2 separate regions of the Mus musculus genome follow, and region 2 is linked to region 1. Evidence: chromatin loops called from intact Hi-C (ENCODE). Cell type or tissue: gastrocnemius. All regions are shown on one strand. Links, peaks and the distances in the headings refer to the core of each region. The heading gives the core; the rest is flanking DNA.

What was found. A loop is a pair of places that touch in the nucleus more often than their neighbours do. Peaks named below come from ENCODE experiments on the same cell type or tissue, not always from the same donor. Only the 100,000 strongest peaks of a DNase experiment are listed, where the experiment ranks them.
Region 2: it touches region 1 in a loop (2.5-fold over the local background); 2 of 42 quality-filtered maps call a loop at or near these places.

The regions. Positions count from the first base shown.
Region 1 is chr12:8,500,286-8,505,956 of GRCm38, reverse strand. No RefSeq gene overlaps it. Among named protein-coding and RNA genes, the nearest start is that of Rhob, 3.1 kb to the right of the region's middle. In gastrocnemius, for the core only: a CTCF peak has its summit at 3,163 (motif pointing right); a DNase peak (open chromatin) is centred at 3,232; H3K4me3 peaks cover 711 bases; H3K27ac peaks cover 1,331 bases.
Region 2 is chr12:8,380,204-8,385,874 of GRCm38, reverse strand. No RefSeq gene overlaps it. Among named protein-coding and RNA genes, the nearest start is that of Gm33134, 19 kb to the right of the region's middle. In gastrocnemius, for the core only: no CTCF peak of the experiment used is centred there; no DNase peak of the experiment used is centred there; H3K27ac peaks cover 1,323 bases.

The sequences.
Region 1 (5,671 bases), core at 2,045-4,544:
TTACATACACACCCACCACCACCACACCCACCACCAGGTAAGCAGTAAGAGAGTGTGGGAAGGAAGCTCCTGTCTCCTAGACTGCAGAGTCCCTAAGAGTATCTGAACCTGACAATGAGTTTGGGCCAAATTAAAGCAAACTCTACAGGTAAAAACAGGAGGATTCCAGACATGCTGTGACTGCCTGAGTTGGTGTCTTTAGAAACCAGGACACCACTGAATCAAACTATCATATTAAAAATGTAAAAGTTGGGTGGGGGAGGCTGGAGAGATGGCTCAGTGGTTAAGAGCACTGACTGCTCTGCCAGAGGTCCTGAGTTCAATTCCCAGCAACCACAAGGTTGCTCACAGCTATCTGTAATGAAAATCAATGCTCTCTTCTGATGTATCTGAAAATCTTTTTTTTAATGTAAAAAAGTAAAAGTAATTTATATACTGTGTCCAAATATATTTAACATTAAATTTGAATTATTTAAGAGTAGCTCCACTCTGTCCTGGGTAGTTGCCCCTTTGATATGTGACTTATGCAACAGTGGTTAACGAGCTCTGATACCACTGTGCACTGCATAGTCATGGCACATCTCCATTTGATTACTAAGTTTTTGTTGAAAATAAAATCTGTTTTTTAGATTTCACAAAATTTCCAGTAGAAAAATAGACTCACCTCCCAGTGTTTTACAAACAGTCCACGTGGCAGGACCGCTTTCCTGTTCACGTTCTCTTTTCAACTAACTTTGACTTTCTTTAAAGAACAAATAGCAAACTGAAAAAACAAAACACAAAAAAGTTTTAAAACTTTTTTTTTGGTTCACTTAATTTTTTAGGTTTTTTGCCTGCATGTGTGTCTGTGTGAAAATATTGGATCCCCTGAGACTGGTATTGCTGACAGTTGTGAGGTGTTACGTGGGTGCTGGGGGTTGGACCCTGGTCTTTTGGATGAGCAGCCAGTTTTCTTAACCACAGAGCCATCTCTCCTGCCCTTAAATAAAAAGGCATTACTTATCTACTCTTGTGTGTATGTGTGTGTGTGCGTGCGTGCGTGCGTGTGCGTGTGTGCACCACTGGCTGTCATAAGACCACTTTAGGGAGCTATCTCTCCCCTTTCATCATGTGGATCCCAGGAATTAAACATGGTTCGTACTTTTGGCCACTGAGCCATCCCATGGCCACCTGCTAAGCCTTTACAGAAAGAGTTCCGTGTCCCAGGCCATGAAGTTGCTCTGTGGCCAAGAATGACCTCAACAATGGCGACCGGTCTGCTCTCTGCTCTCTGCTCTCACTGCCCTCCCCAGTCCTAGAATTACACATGTGCACCACCATGTCCAGTTTACTTGGTTCTGGGGCTCAAACTCAGGGCTTCTGGCGAGCTAGGCAAGCACTCTACCAACTGTGTATATACCTCTGACCTTCTAACACCTGTCTTAAATATTTTAGTTAAAATTAAACACCAGAAATTTAATTCCTTCATGGTATGAGGAACAGACACTCCAAGTACCTATAGCCACCCGTGGTTGGAGGCTGCAGCACAGCTTTGGAGCAGCCCACAGCCCTTTAGCTCTTTCCTCAGATTCTGGGTTAGGCAGGGAGAGAGGTCAGACCAAAAGGCCATTGTCCAAGTTCCCAGGTTTAATAGTCTAACTGTGTTGATTCTCTGAGGAGTTCACTAATCTCTTTTGAAACCCCCAAGTCAAACTAGGTCTCAAGTAAAGAGACAGAGAAGCTGGAGGGCAACACACACACACACACACACACACACACACACACACACACACACACACACACACGTGCGCGCGCACGCACACTAAATGTAAAAAAAAAATCACAAAGAATCTTCTTGTGAAGTGTTTTTTAGAGTTTTATATCTTGTAACCAATTTTCTTTCTATCTTTCTTTCTTTCTTCCTTCCTTTCTTATTTATTTATTTATTTGTATTTATTTCATTTACATTTCCAATGCTATCCCAAAAGTCCCCACAGGCACCCCCCCCACTCCCCCACCCACCCACTCCTTGGCCCTGGCATTCCCCTGTACTGAGTCATATAAAGTTTGCAATGGACCTCTCTTTCCACTGATGGCCGACTAGGCCATCTTCTGATTCATATTCAGCTAGACACACGAGCTCCAGGGGGGTACTGGTTAGTTCATATTGTTGTTCCACCTATAGGGTTGCAGTTCCCTTTAGCTCCTTGGATACTTTCTCTAGCTCCTCCATTGGGGGCCCTGTGGTCCATTCAATAGCTGACTGTGAGCATCCACTTCTGTGTTTGCTAGGCCCGGCATAGTCTCACAAAAGACAGCTATATCTGGGTTCTTTCAGCAAAATCTTGATAGTGTCTGCAATGGTGTTAGTGTTTGGAAGCTGATTATGGGATGGATCCCCGGATATGGTAGTCTCTAGATGGTCCATCCTTTTGTCTCAGCTCCAAACTTTGTCTCTGTAACTCCTTCCATGGGTGTTTTGTTCCCAATTCTAAGAAGGGGCAAAGTGTCCACACTTTGGTCTTCGTTCTTCTTGAGTTTCATGCGTATAGCAAATTGTATCTTATATCTTGGGTATTCTAAGTTTCTGGGCTAATATCCACTTATCAGTGAGTACATATTGTGTGAGTTCTTTTGTGATTGGGTTACCTCACTCAGGATGATGCCCTCCAGGTCCATCCATTTGGCTAGGAATTTCATAAATTCATTCTTTTTTTTTTAAAGGTTTATTTATTGATTATATGTAAGTACATTGTAGCTGTCTTCAGACACTCCAGAAGAGGGAGTCAGATCTCGTTACGGATGGTTGTGAGCCACCATGTGGTTGCTGGGATTTGAACTCCGGACCTTTGGAAGAGCAGTCGGGTGCTCTTACCCACTGAGCCATCTCACCAGCCCCAAATTCATTCTTTTTAATAGCTGAGTAGTACTCCATTGTGTAAATGTACCACATTTTCTGTATCCATTCCTCTGTTGAGGGGCATCTGGGTTCTTTCCAGCTTCTGGCTATTATAAATAAGGCTGCTATGAACATAGTGGAGCATGTGTCCTTCTTACCGGTTGGTTGAAACATCTTCTGGATATATGCCCAGGAGAGGTATTGCTGTAACCGATTGTAAAATAAAAATATTCACAAATGCCAATTTCAAGTGCTTTTTTCATATTTTTTAAAAGAAAAAAGTTATGAATACTGCCACAAGGTGGCGCTAAAATCTAGTGAAAAATTCCAGTGTCTGGTCTGATCTAGTAGGGTGTGATTTACAGCCGCCCCTGGGGGAGGGAGGTGCAGTAACAACAACAAAACCCACAAAACAAACAAAGGGCAGATAAATTAGGTTGCAGACTAGAAATAGATCGGTTTGAAAGGTAAGTATGACTTTGTTCTCCTTCATACACTGAATTTTTTTTTTTTTTTTTTTGGTTTTTCGAGACAGGGTTTCTCTGTATAGTCTTGGCTGTCCTGGAACTCACTCTGTAGACCAGGCTGGCTTTGAACTCAGAAATCCACCTGTCTCTGCCTCCCAAGTGCTGGGATTAAAGGCGTGCGCCACCACCGCCCGGCTTCATGCACTGAATGTTAATAACTCTTGGAGAATTAAATCTAGTCATTGCCTTGCAGTGACAGTGCACTTTGAAGGGTGTGGGGCCTGACAAGGGGATACTATAAAACTCATCAGCAAGTTTGGAAAAGTTAATGCTATAAGCAGTGAGCTAGGTCTTTGAGGCCGCCAGTCCTGTTTTGAGAGAACGCCGTTTCGATTCTTCTCCTTCTTTACTTCGGCATAACTTGCCCACTTTGTATTTTTAGCAATTACTTCGATATAGAGATTTGAGCTTGGAACACCCCGTATGATACGTCTGGAAATCAGGAAGCCGGTGGCCGTAATCCTGCTTCCTGGTTCTTTGTATTTAAGTCTTTGAAAGAAGCACACGGGACAAAGCTCTGGTTTATATTTTCTTAATATTTAAAGCTGAAGGACATAGCCAAGATTCCCAAGCTATATTAAGACCACGGAGAGCAGAGCTAATAACACAGCAATCAAAAGGTTTAACTACGAGGAGAAAAATATGTGTAGATAAGATTTTTCCCCTAAAAGGCATGTGTGGGGTGTGTGTGTGCGTGTGTGTGTGTGTGTGTGTGTGTGTGTGCAAAGTGACTTCCTCAACCAATGACAAACCAAACCATGTGACAGTTCCTTAGGTCTGAAAAACTAAAGCAGAGAAAAACAGAGACTGGGCCCTGCAGTGGGGATAATCCAGAATGCAGGGAACACAGCTCTCCCCCACTGATGGAACACTATGGCTTGATCATATCTGTCCAGATACACAGAAACTGTAACATGGGGATTATATGTGAAAACATTGGCTGCTTGTGTTTGGTCTGATTATAGCAGGATCTGATGTTAAGAACTAAAAAGTTCCACTTTTGAAAAACTGGGTTAGCTCCCAAAGTCATTTACCCCTCCCCGTTGTTTTCTCTCTCTGTCTCATTTGGTTGCCCAGACTGCCTAGACTTGGAAGGCCAACCCCTGTGCGTCCTGTGTGGCTGGGTCTACAGGTGGGCAGGCCTACCACTGCACGGACCATTTTTACTGCTTCTTTAGGGCCCAGCATAGTGCTAGGTCTTCATGATGCTCAGGTGGGAGGAAATCCTGGCCCTCGGACAACTCACAGTCCAGAGAGAGAGACAAAGAAATGGGTCATAAGGTCATCATGACATGGTCACTGAGAAAGCTTTCTCTTAGCTGGTACCCCTAGCCTAGCCCTCCATGAGGACCCCACGCAGCAATGTTAAGCCATTTCCCCACTTTCTTTCCTCCTTTTTCTTTGTTCAGTTTCTCTTGGGGGCGGGGTAAGGCCCTCTTTGACGCCCTTTGCAGCTTTCTGTCTTTCCTATTTCTTACAGTGGACTGGCTTAAATCCTTTAAGATAGGAAGAGGTGTCATCTCCTGCAGGAAGTGGTAATTCACGAGTTAAGACCTGGTGTGTATGAAGAAACTCCATCCTCTGTACAGAAACCGTGTGCCCACCGGCAAGTTCCCTGCGAGGCCGCATGCCTGCTTTCCCAGCTTGAAGCTTTTCATCTGCTCCATGAGAGTTGTTGGGATAGATGGGTTTCCTTGCACAGTGTACTTCAAGCAGTTCTCTGGCTTTAGGGCGAGAATCAGATGTAATGTGGTAGGACTGGGTGAAGGTTGCCTGCCCAAGCTGGGTGCTTTCTTTTTCAGCGGAGTGCCCTGCACCTCGCTTTCCTTTGTCCTACAGCTGTGTGTCTCCTAGATTCCTCCCCTTATCTTCTTCACCCGGAGACCTAAGTGTGGGCCTTGAAGAGAAAGCCGAGAGGGGACTCACCCAGGCCCACACAATTTACTGTTAGCCTTTCTCAGTGAAAAGGCTGCCCTGGGTAAGTGTCAGAATTCGGCCCAGAGCACACGAGGGGTTAGTTATCTAAACAAAGTTAAGAAAGAACGAAACCCTTGGCTAGGTAACAAAACCGTGCACCGGTGTCTGTTTAAGTGAAAACAAAACCACGTTAAAGGCGCCGCCCCTCCCCCATGCTTGATCACCCGTAGTTCGCTCGGAAGCTAGATAAAGCTGAAGCCCTGGGAGCAGCCAACGCCCCACAAGAGTGTAGCTCGTCTCGGAACTGCCCACCCAGACCCGGAGGGCTCCAGGCTGCCTGCTCCACGAT
Region 2 (5,671 bases), core at 2,080-4,579, 120 kb after region 1:
TAATAATTTTAAAAGACAAAGCTCTTATGAGGATGATCAATCTGTGCCGGCAAGGCACAGACAGTGACCAGCTCAGGCTTTGAAGCCACGACGACTCTATACTTAGTCCTCGCTTCCCAATCTTCAGGCCACTGGAGGAAGCAGCCCACCCACTTCTCTCCTAACGTACAGGGTGTGACCAGGACTGAGGCACTCTGAACTCACTTATCACCGTCTACCCCAGAATTGGGCTCCTCCTGGAGGACACAGTACCAAGGGGACCCAGCTTAGGGTAGGAAGCACAGAGGCCAATGGTCATAGCTAAGCACAGATGTGGGCATTAGGCAAGGTGACTGAGGGGCTGCCCCAGCTTTCAGATACATTAGAGGCTTGTCGTGGGGGAGGAGGGAGAAGAAAAGACACATCTTAAAGAGATGAAAGGAGGGGTGGGGAGACAGTTCAGTGGGTAAACTGATTTTCTGAGTAAGTATGAGGAACTGAGTTAAAATTCCCAGAGTCTACAGAAAGTGAATGGTATGATGCTGTGTGCTTCTGTAGCCCCAGGGTGAGGCTGGGAAACACCAGAATTTCAGGGGCTTGCTGACCACGAACCTAGCTCCAGCCTTAGTGAGAGACTCTGTCTCAAGGAAATTCAGTGGATGCGATAGAGTAGAACACAGTATGTCTTCCTCTGGCCCATCACATGTGTACTACACACCCAAAGAATGACTAAGAAAAAAATCAGAGAGAAATCCAAGGGACTAACAAGCTCACTAACTGATTACTGGAGAAACACACATTGAAACAATGGAATTCTATTTTAAACAAACAAACAAACAAACAAACAAAAACCAAACCAACTAACCAATCAACCAAACAAAAACAACAACCAAACCTTCTAAGATTGTTGTGATCATAAAAAGAGAAAGAGCTATAAGAATATGTTCTGGCAGGGTGTCGGGGGAGGTGCCTCAGTGGGCCCATGCTAAGGCATTCCTTCCCCTGAGGGACCAGACACACACCGATATAGTATAGAATAGAGTTTATTTAGTGCATGGGAGGGGGGTGGGTTAAGAGAGTAGCAGAGGCAGAGAAAGGCAGAGAGGAGAGAGGAGAGAAGTAGAGGCTGACCATGACCACGTGGAGAGAGAGGGGAGAAGGGAATGGGGAAAGGGAGCAAGGGGGCAAGATGCAAGGGAGAGAAGCAGGAGTAAGAGAGAGAAGAGGGGCCAAGCAGCCCCTTTTATACTGGGTCAAGCCCACCTGGCTGCTGCCAGGAACTATGGGGTGGAGTCGCTTAATGAAGAAGGTGTCAACATGACTGGGAAGTAGGCTAGGCCCACTGTCAGGTTAGAATAGCTTAGAATCTGTCCAGATTCTAAGTGCCAGAAGTTTATAATACATATAAAGGTTCCTATGTCATTATTTTAGAGCAAAGGCAGGCATAGAAAAGCCACTACTTTTACAACAAATGAACAAACAAAAAATTGACATGTAAATTCAGCCGTGCAGGTGTTGTGAAAGGGACTTCTATCATTGCTAGGCCACCCCAAGGACATGGATACTCTACTGAGGCCATAGCTAAGTGGCCTGTTTAGATGCCACCAGAAACCTGGTGTGCACTTCTGTCCACACCCTTTCTAGCTTCAGGTTCTCAACCAGCCTCAGGGCAGGCACCAGACACCGGAGTCTGCACACTGTTCCGGTTGCTGACTCTGGTTTGAGGAGAGTTTTGGGCCAAGGCTGAAGGCCTGGAGAAGATAAACTGTTTCAAGCTCTCAGGCTCCATCGTGACCTTGGAAAGCCTTCTTCCTCCTTGTCATATGATGTGACAAATTACTGCAAATTTAGCAGCTCAGGACAACACCTCTTTGCTTTCTCACAGTTCCTCAAGGCCACGAGTGTGGACATAGCTTATCTGGAGCCTTTTGCGGAGTGTCACATGGAACTGAAGCTATTTGCTGATCTCTGACCTGGTCTGGAGGCTCGTGTGGGAAAGAACCTGTCTACAGTCATGATTTCTTCTGCAGTGATGGGAGGGGGGTAGTTTGGGGGGAAAGCAGATGGAAGCTGCCTTGGGGTCCCAGATTTTGTCTGTAGCTCCTCTCCAAGATAATCTCTACTCTATCATGCCTTTATGGAATTTAGGAAGGGTCCGCTTCTCTTGCAAGGTTTCTTCCATGTTGGAGCCAGATTCATGCAGAAGGGTCTGCTTTGATGAATTCAAAAGGTCTTAATTACATAGGCAATATCTGGGGCTGAAGAGATGGCTCAGCAGTTGGGAGCACTGGTCGCTCTTCCAGAGGACCTGAGTTCAATTACCAACACCCACATGGCAGCTCACAACTGTATGCAACTCCAGTTCCAGGGAACCTGACACCCTCACATAGACATACACCAGCAAAATACCAACTCACATAAGATAAAAATAAATAAATTGGACTGAAGAGATGGCTCAGCAGTTAAGAGTACTGACTGCTCTTCCAGAGGTCCTGAGTTCAATTCCCAGCAACCACATGGTGGCTCACAACCATCTGTAATGGGATCTGATGCCCTCTTCTGCTGTCTTCTGAAGACAGCTACAGTGTACTCACATACATAAAATAAAAAACTTTAAAAAAAAAAAAAAAAACGCCATCCCGGAGTCCAGGAAGCGTGTGACTCCTCCGCTCTGCTCTGCTCTCCTCATTCGCAGCCTCTGACCCTGATGCTGTGGGGATCTACACACAGCACTGTTTTGCTGGCCAGTGTCGGTGCATGCGCACGCCTTTAATCCCAACACTCGGGAGGCTGAGTTCGAGGCCAGCCTGGTCTACAGAGTGAGTTCCAGGACAGCCAGGGCTACACAGAGAAACCCTGTCTCGGAAAAAAAAAAATAAATTAAACAAATAAATAAATAAAATTTAAAAAGAAGATATTATTGTAAACATGAAGGTGAGAAATCACGAGCCACCACACTGTCTGATGTTCTATTAAAGGCCCAAGGCCTCATCCTATCTATCCTCAAGAGATGGCTTCCTCCAGGATCTGTGGGGATGCCATTGCATGCTGGGCCACCAAGATGGACAGGGGCTAGAGAAGAGGGGTGCAGGCAAGGCGGGTCCTGGCGGGAGGGCTGGCTGTTTACACAGGTTAGGTTAGGTAAGTGAGAGGCAGAGAGCCGGCCGGCCCTGTGTATGCCCTGTGTATGGCAGGGAGAACCTCTGAATTTCCTTTCTTCCGGCTGATCCCAGAGGAGCGAGTACCTTCGTCTTCACAGCAGTCTGGAATACTGCAGCTCTTCTGTCCTCCCTCCGTAGCCTCACCCTGCCCATGAGAGTGTCAAAGGTTCTTAAGGGTCAACTAAGGGGTAATGGGACATACTGTACTAACTCAGAGTCAGTGGAAGACTATCATGAGCAGATGCCGTCTCAGCCTGTCAGACTTTCTGCTCCAGGGATCTTCTGTGTGAGGTGGGAGCAAACAAGTTCCCCTCCACCTATAGAACTCAGACCTGAGAGGTCAAAAACTCCAGGGCCCACGAATCTGCTCTGACCAGGGATACTTCCAGGCTGTGGTTCCTGGACTTTCTATTGACTTCATGATCCACTGCCACTTAGAGCTTCCGAGCCAGCTGTTACAGTCATAAAAGCAAGTCCAGGCCAGCTGTGGGGTAGGGATAAGGGAAGTCCTGATTCCCACTCTGTCTCTCACAGAGATGTAGGTGGGATTTCCTTTCCTAAAAGCCCGCAGTTACAGGAAGTGTTTTCAGAAGCTGGGGCTGGACCCTCAGGAGAGCAGCCATCACAATATGGGCACCTCAGAACCCTTTGTGCTCAACCACCCACACTGTGAGCAACACAGTCTTTCTGGCAGATCAGAGGGCACCTAGAGAGGAGGTCACTGTTGAGACCTGGCCAACCATGGCCACACACTGCCCAACATACTGTATGTGAATGAGATGGCTTGTCCAGTCTGGCTATGCCCACAAGCCAAGCAAGTTTGGTTCCTGTGTGGGTCTGGCATTTCCAGTCTGTTCCTTGGAGTTTCTGATTCTACTCAGAGTCAGTACTTGCCTCACAGACTCAGGTCTCATTATGTTTGAATCTTGGTCAGATGGTCACTCTCTGCCCTATCAGATGAGGAGATTTCTTTTGTGATTGTAAGAGAATTGCCTTTACATTTCTTCGTACAATCAAAGATGGACAAAGCTATGTCGCTGGAAGAACCCTTGGCTTAGTGTGGAGTACAGGAGTTATGGCCCTACAGTGGCTGGACCTTTCTAAGTGGAGAGGTTTTGGGATGTTCCAGGATGCATTGTCTAGGTACTTTGTGTCTGGAACAAAGAAATGAGGGGACACAAATTACCAGGAAATCAGAGCACCCTTGTACGGGTTTTCAAGCCTTGCTGATAAAACAATTTTAATATGAACGCAGAAGCAAACTTTAGGATCATTTCACTTGATTTTGAGAGAAAAACCACATTGTAGAAAGGCTGTAAATAGCAGATTGGGAGGGAGGGAGATGGAGAAGGGGAAGGGAGGGGCTTACAAGCAGCTGTGTGGACAAGCAGAGAAGGTGTGTTCTAGGAACAAGAGAAAAATCCCAGGGTAAGTGTGATCGGGATTCTGGTCCCTTTGCAAGGAAGAGGTAGAAAGAGAAAAGAAGAAAGAAAGCTCGCCTCAGAGTTAAAGCTCAGGGGAGTGGGCAGGCTCAACAGTGAAAGTCTGTCAGTACCTGGAGGGAGGAGCTTCCGGGATAAGTACGTGATCTCATTAAGGGATAATTATTTCTCCCCTCTCAGCGTGTCATCAGGAGTGGTCTCTAGGCCAGCTGACTGACACGCTTAGAGTAACTTCAGAGAGCTGACAGTAACAAGTAATACCGTAATCTCTAGTAGTGAGTAATACTGTAATCTCTGGAACAGAATTGAATGTCATGTCTCCAACCGGGGGCCAGAGCGGGCACTCAGATTCTGTTCAACAAAGTCCTGGTACTTTCTTCCACCTATTCATATGATATTTTATTTATTTACTTATTTATTTATGGAAACAGGGTTTCTCTGTATAGCCCCTGGCTGTCCTGGAACTTGCTCTGTAGACCAGGTTGGCCTTGAACTCAGAGTTCTGCCTGTCTTTGTCTCCAGAGTGTTGGGATTAACAGGGATGTGCCACCACTGCCCGGTTTACGTATTAATTATCAATTAGTTAATTATCAAGTCAGGGTATCTCAAGTAGCCCCTATCTATTCTGGAACTCTAGATAGGGGCTGGGATTAAAGGCATGTGCCACTCTGCCTGGCTCAAGTGATATTTTTTTAAATCTTAAGGAAGTGGCGTTGTGATGCTTCCATTTCTGCAAATTGGAGTATTGTTGTGGAGATGGAAGGTGAAGTCCAAACCTTATCATAAAGGAAGAGTCGGACTTTATGGACCTTCATGCTTGCTAATGCAGGTTTAGCTATTACCACCTAGAAGGCAGCCATCATCCCACACAGTTTGTCAGGGGTCTCAGAAGGCCAGGACGGCCTGACCCAGGCAAGCTCATAGGGGAGAAACTGCTCTCAATTTTGGATCCAGGGGCATCCCTCTCTCTGTGTTCTAGGACTGGCCAGGGAGGACCTTGGCTAACCAACCACCCTATAATTAGTTAGCTCTCAGCTCTGGTCCCTGCTGATTTAAGTTTGCCTGCTCCACTCTCTTGAGCCTTGAACT